Linked DNA regions of Homo sapiens: region 2 is linked to region 1. A link is an interaction called in ENCODE POLR2A ChIA-PET data of the cell type or tissue named here. Cell type or tissue: Panc1. All regions are shown on one strand. Each heading gives the region's core, and the rest is flanking DNA. Links, peaks and the distances in the headings are about the cores only.

Region 1 (2,913 bases), core at 263-2,762:
TTTTCCCTCCTTCCTCCCTATTTTCTTTTTCCTCTGAATAGCTGCCAAAGTAACTAGAGTCATATAATTTTAGAGCTGGAAGCTCAGGGAGAGGCTTGGATCCTGATGACCCAAGCATGGGAGGGGCCTGAAAAAATGTCAACAGCGCTCCGTTGTTGATCCCACACATTTACTTAATATGAGCTGGTGCTGGCAGAGGTTTATGTTGGAAAGGCTGCAACTTTCTGTGCCCCACATAAATGAGATAAAACCTGGGGAAAGGAGTGTTGGTTTAAATCAGAAAGGCTCTGGTTTTTATTTGATACTAAACAAATCATGCAGTTTACAAGTCTGTGACACTCTAAGAGTTAACTAGCAGTTTTGTTTTTTTTCTTTTTTTTGAGACGGAGTTTCACTCTTGTTGCCTAGTCTAGAGTGCAATGGCGCAATCTCGGCTCACCGCAACCTCTGCCTCCCAGGTTCAAGCAATTCTCCTACCTCAGCCTCCCGACTAGCTGGGATTACAGGCATGCGCCACCATGCGCAGCTGATTTTTGTATTTTTAATAGAGACAGGGTTTCTCCATATTGGTCAGGCTGGTCTCGAACTCCCGACCTCAGGTGATCCGCCTGCCTCGGCCTCCCAAAGTGCTGGGATTACAGGCGTGAGCCACTGTGCCCGGCCTAATCAGCAGTTTTTAACATGCTACACAGGGTCTGGGAAAGACAGCTGCCAAGTTGGGGGCTTTGAAAATATGAGACATCTGTAAATAATAACCTTTGGGTATTTCACCTGTGTTTGCTTCTTTATATTACTTTTGTGTGTGTGTGTGTGTGTTTTGAGACAGAGTGTCTTGTCACCCAGGCTGGGGTGCAGTGGCGTGATCTCGGCTCACTGCAACCTCCACCTCCTGGGTTCAAGCAATTCTCCTGCCTCAGCCTCCCTCAGGCACTTGCCACAATGCATGGCTAATTTTTGTATTTTTAGTAGAGACGGAGTTTTGCCATGTTGGCCAGGCTGGTCTTGAACTCCTGACCTCAGGTGATCCACCCGCCTCGGCTTCCCAAAGTGCTGGGATTATAGGCGTGAGCCACCATGCCTGGCATATATTACTTTGTTCTAAAATTAATTTAGATCTGGCATCCTCTTTTTGTCCCTCAAATGTTATTTTACCAAAACATATATTATTGGGACAAGAGGCAAATTGCATGGCCAAGTTGAATGACGTTATTCCCCACTCTGACAGCTTTTGTTTTTAACTCTAGAATTTGTACATATGGCTTTGGAAACCTCATCCAACACTAAGTAATGAACATACATGAGGATACTATGTATTTTTCAACCTGCAAGCCCAAGATTTCAAATTCTTTGGTTTATCGCAGAGAACACATCTCTCAAATTGTCTTCAAGGAGCACTGCAGGAGGTACAATCCATTCCCCACTAACCCAGGAAGACTGTCTGAATTTTTTCAGAGGGAAGATGGGTGGGGGAGAAGTGGGGATGGTTAATGGGTACAAAAAAAAAAAATAGAAAGAATGAATAAGACCTAATATTTGATAGCACAACAGGGTGACTATAGTCAATAATAATTTAACTGCACTTTTAAAAATAATGAAAAGAGTATAACTGGATTGTTTATAACATAAAAAATAAATACTTAAGGGGACAGATACCTCGTTTTCCATGAGGTGATTATTATGCATTGCATACCTGTATCCAGAGTATCTCATGCAACCCATAAATATATACACCTACTATGTACCCACAAAAATTAAACATTAAAAAGTTAATCTTTTTAATGTTTAATTTTTTTTTTTGAGACAGGCGTGGTCTTGGCTCACTGCAACCTCTGCCTCCTGGGTTCAAGCAATCCTAGTGCCTCAGCCTCCGGAATAGCTGGGATTACAGGCCTGTGGCACCACGCCCAGCTAATTTCTGTATTTTTAGTGGAGACAGGGTTTTGCTATGTTGGCCAGGCTGAACTCCTGACCTCAGGTGATCTGCCTGCCTTGGCCTCCCAAAGTGCTGAGATTACAGGCATGAGGCACTGTGCCTGGACAGAAAGTTTTTAAAAAAAATTTGTTCAGAGGGAACCCATTTCCTCTTCTGCTACACAGACAGCCAGGCCTGACTTGCACTGTTTCTATCCCCCCACAAAAAAAGCAACAACATCACCGAGAAGATAGTTCTGTTTGTCTTGATGATCAACATAGATCTGTATAGTTGATTTTGTGCCAGCAACAGGCTCCAGTCACAACAACATGAGATTCCAGGCCTTTTTGCCTGCCATGCTGGACACAGACTGGGCCATAGAGAATAGGAGAACCCGTGTGTTCTTCTGAGTTGTCTGTGAAGAAAAATACACGGGGAGAGGGGTAGACGTGAGTTCCTGGAAGAGTGGAGATGTGTGGGGAATTCTCCAGCGTTCCTTAATTAGAAACACGACTCAGTGATGTTCTTTGGAGCCCAAGACCCCAGGAGGCACTGAGTCCAGTGGTCCCAGGAAGCTAAAAATGAGGGCAAGAGTCAGCGTGGCTTTAAAAATCTCTGATCACTCATCCCCCAGAATGAAATCTGGGACTCAAAAGCTCTGATGGAAATGAAGCAGACTTTAGGAGGTCTGGTTTCGGGGGTGCTCCAGGAGCTGAATGTGAAATGTTATTTGTTCCAGAAAGTCCTGGCAACTTGGCGCAGCGAATTTGATCAGCACCATACGTACGACCTGTCTCAGGAACGGTGCCATGTGTGTGACTAGGACTGCAAAGCAGCTTGTGTTCGTGGGGGAAATGACAGGCACAGGAAGGAAAAGCTGAGAACACTGAAACGGTTCCTAATCGTGCAGTGGGGAAAGGAGGGCGACTGCCGCGCAGAGTGGCACGTTGGCTGGAAGAGGGGATTGATCAGCAGTGCTGGCAGGAACAGCATAGGCTTGT
Region 2 (2,913 bases), core at 99-2,598, 230 kb before region 1:
CCTGTACTGGACCTGGGCCGGAGCATCCTTCAGGCCAGAGAGAGCTTGGGGCCTGAGAGGTACCTTGAGGCAAGGGTCAGAGCTCTGAGGTTACTGAAGAGAGCTTGGCCCATGGGATCCATAGACAAGAGAAAAGACAAGAAGGAGAACAACCCAGCTGATCAGTGCAGACCAATTTTTTTTTCTTTTTTTTGAGACAGTCTCTTTCTGTTGCCCAGGCTGGAGTTCAGTGGTGTGATCTCGGGCTCACTGATCCTCCGCCTCCAGGGTTCAAGTGATTCTCACGCCTCAGCCTCCCAAGTAGCTGGGGTTACAGGCAACTGCCACCACGCCCGGCTAATTTTTGTATTTTTAGTAGAGACGGGGGTTTTACAATGTTGGCCAAGATGGTCTTGAATTCCTGACCTCAAGTGATCCGCCCACCTCAGTCTCTCAAATTGCTGGGATTACAGGTATGAGCCAACACGCCTGGCCTTAGGGCAGCCAAATTTACCCAAAAGAGAGAAAGAACACACAGCTAAATTCCAACTTCACCAGCCTGGGCGACAAAGGGAAACCCCATCTCCACAAAAAATACAAAAATTAGCCAGGCATGGTGGTGCGTACCTATAATCCCAGCTACTCCAGGGAGCTGAGGATAAGGGATTGCTTGAGCCCAAGAGGTCAAGGCTGCTGTGAGTTCTGATTGCACTCCAGCACTCCAGCCTGGGTGACAGAGTGAGACCCTGTCTCAAAAACAAAACAAAACAAAAATTGAATTTTAGATCAATAATGAATAATTCTTTTTATGTAAGTCTGTCCCATGTAATATATTCTACCCAGCAACCCAGCCTACAGCTGACACAACTATACCTAGAAGGACTTGCTGGTCTCTCTGGCCCTCAAGGAGTGGCGAATGAAATAAGACTTTGTATCTTTGGCCAAGCTTGGTGGCTCACACCTGTAATCCCAGCACTTTAGGAGGCTGAGGCGGGTAGATTGCTTGAGTTCAGGAGTTTGAGAACAGCCTGGGCAACATGGCGAGACTCCATCTCAATTATTTTTAAAATTTAAACAAAAAAAAAAGACTTTGTATCTTTACAACTAAGAGAAAATTAACCTTTGTAGCTAAGGAAACTGGGGAGCAGAGAAGATAAGATAAGCATTTTCCAGCTGAGGACTTGTCTGTCTACAGGATCAGAGACCATGGAGCCTCCTGTACTCAAGAGATAGCTGCTGCTGAAGACCTGGCCCCAGGTGAATAACATAGGCAAAGGAACAACAAAGCCAGAATGGGGAAGAGTGAGCAGAGCATCCAGAAATGGCGGTTGCCAGCAAAATAGAACTGCTGAAAAAGGGCATGGCAACTTGAACAGAAAAAGTAATTAGTGCAATTGAGGAGCTTCAATTACAGCGTTAAACTGGAACTCAAGAACATGATTTTTTAAGTTTAAAAATATAGCAGATGTACTGAAAAAGTGTATGGTAACTATTGAGAAGTGAACAGAGGTCTGGAAGTACAAGGGAAAGAAATCTCTCAAAAAAGCAAACATTTAAAGTCAGACATCAAAAAAGCAAATATAAAGGAACCAGAAGATGGATCTAGAAGTTGTAACTTGTAAATAAATAGGAATTTCAGAAGAGTAAAGCAATCGAAGGAGGAGAGACAATATTTAAACAAACAGGTGAAGAAAATTTTACAGAGCTAAAGAAAGAGTTTCATCCTCAGAATTCTTTGAGTTTCAAGGAACAGGGGATGAAAACCGGAACACACTAGAGATTCCATTACTGTGTTGTAATTCCAAGGGTAATGACAAAGTTCTACAGTCTTCTAGATAGAAAGAACAAATTGTTTACATAGAAAAAGATTAAGACTGGCTTTAGATTTCTAACTACAACTTTAATATCAGAAAGTAGTAGGATAATAACTAGTGGCAACTGACGGTGTGATTTAAAAATCAAAACCCAAACACATATTACTTAAGAAACCCACGTTAGGCCAGGCACTGTGGCTCACACCTGTAATCGTAGCATTTTGGGAGGCTGAGGCGGGCGGATCACTGGAGATCAGGAGTTCAAGACCAGCCTGGCCAACATGGCAAAACCCTGTCTCTACTAAAAATACAAAAATTAGCTGGGCGTGGTGGCACATGCCTGTAATCCCAGCTACTCAGGAGGCTGAGGCAGGAGAATCACTTGGACCCAGGAGGCAGAGGTTGCAGTGAGCCCAGATCATGTCATTGCACTCCAGCCTGGGTGATAGAGGGAGACTCCGCCTCAAACAAACAAACAAACAAACAAAAGAAACTCACTTTAAACAAAGTGAGAAAGAAAAGTTAAACTTCAGAGGATATGTAAAAAGATACTGCCGGGCACGGTGGCTCACGCCTGTAATCCTAGCACTTTGGGAGGCCAAGGCGGGTGGATCACCTGAGGTTAGGAGTTCGAAACCAGCCTGGCCAACATGGTGAAACCCCTTCTCTACTAAAAATACAAAAAAATTATACAGGTGTGGTGCAGGCACCTGTAATCCCAGCTCCTTGGGAGGCTGAAGCAGGAGAATCGCTTGAAGGCAGACGTTGCAGTGAGCTGAAATCGTGCCACTGCACTCCAGCCTGGGCAACAGAGCGAGACTCCATCTCAAAAAAAAAAAAAGATCCACCAGATAAATATAAATCAAAAGAAGTCAAGTCTAGCGGTCCTATTAGCGGTCCAAACAGCATGCATATTAATATGTAATGACAAAAGGCAAATTGATAACAGAGGTATAACAATCATAAGTCATGTTCACCAATCATTGTAGTAGCTAAACATATAAAGCATAATCTTTATGTTAGGAGATTTTAACACACCTTTTTCAGACTCACATATATCTAACAGACAAAATAAATAGAAACAGAAGAATAGAATAAAACAAACAACAAATTTGACCTA

What was found. ChIA-PET counts read pairs that join two places held together with the same protein. Peaks named below come from ENCODE experiments on the same cell type or tissue, not always from the same donor. Only the 100,000 strongest peaks of a DNase experiment are listed, where the experiment ranks them.
Region 2: POLR2A ChIA-PET joins it to region 1 with 5 read pairs; 2 of 35 experiments call an interaction of 5 or more read pairs at or near these places.

What each region holds. Positions count from the first base shown.
Region 1 is chr4:169,059,911-169,062,823 of GRCh38, reverse strand. LOC105377527 (a long non-coding RNA gene) reads left to right here. Exons shown (of 5, transcript XR_939429.3): 4 at 1,245-1,403; 5 at 2,652-2,913. Among named protein-coding and RNA genes, the nearest start is that of CBR4-DT, 51 kb to the right of the region's middle. In Panc1, for the core only: no CTCF peak of the experiment used is centred there; no DNase peak of the experiment used is centred there; H3K27ac peaks cover 458 bases.
Region 2 is chr4:169,289,669-169,292,581 of GRCh38, reverse strand. The region is part of intron 2 of LOC105377529 (a long non-coding RNA gene); the gene reads left to right. Among named protein-coding and RNA genes, the nearest start is that of SH3RF1, 20 kb to the right of the region's middle. RefSeq lists a silencer at 2,079-2,243. In Panc1, for the core only: no CTCF peak of the experiment used is centred there; no DNase peak of the experiment used is centred there.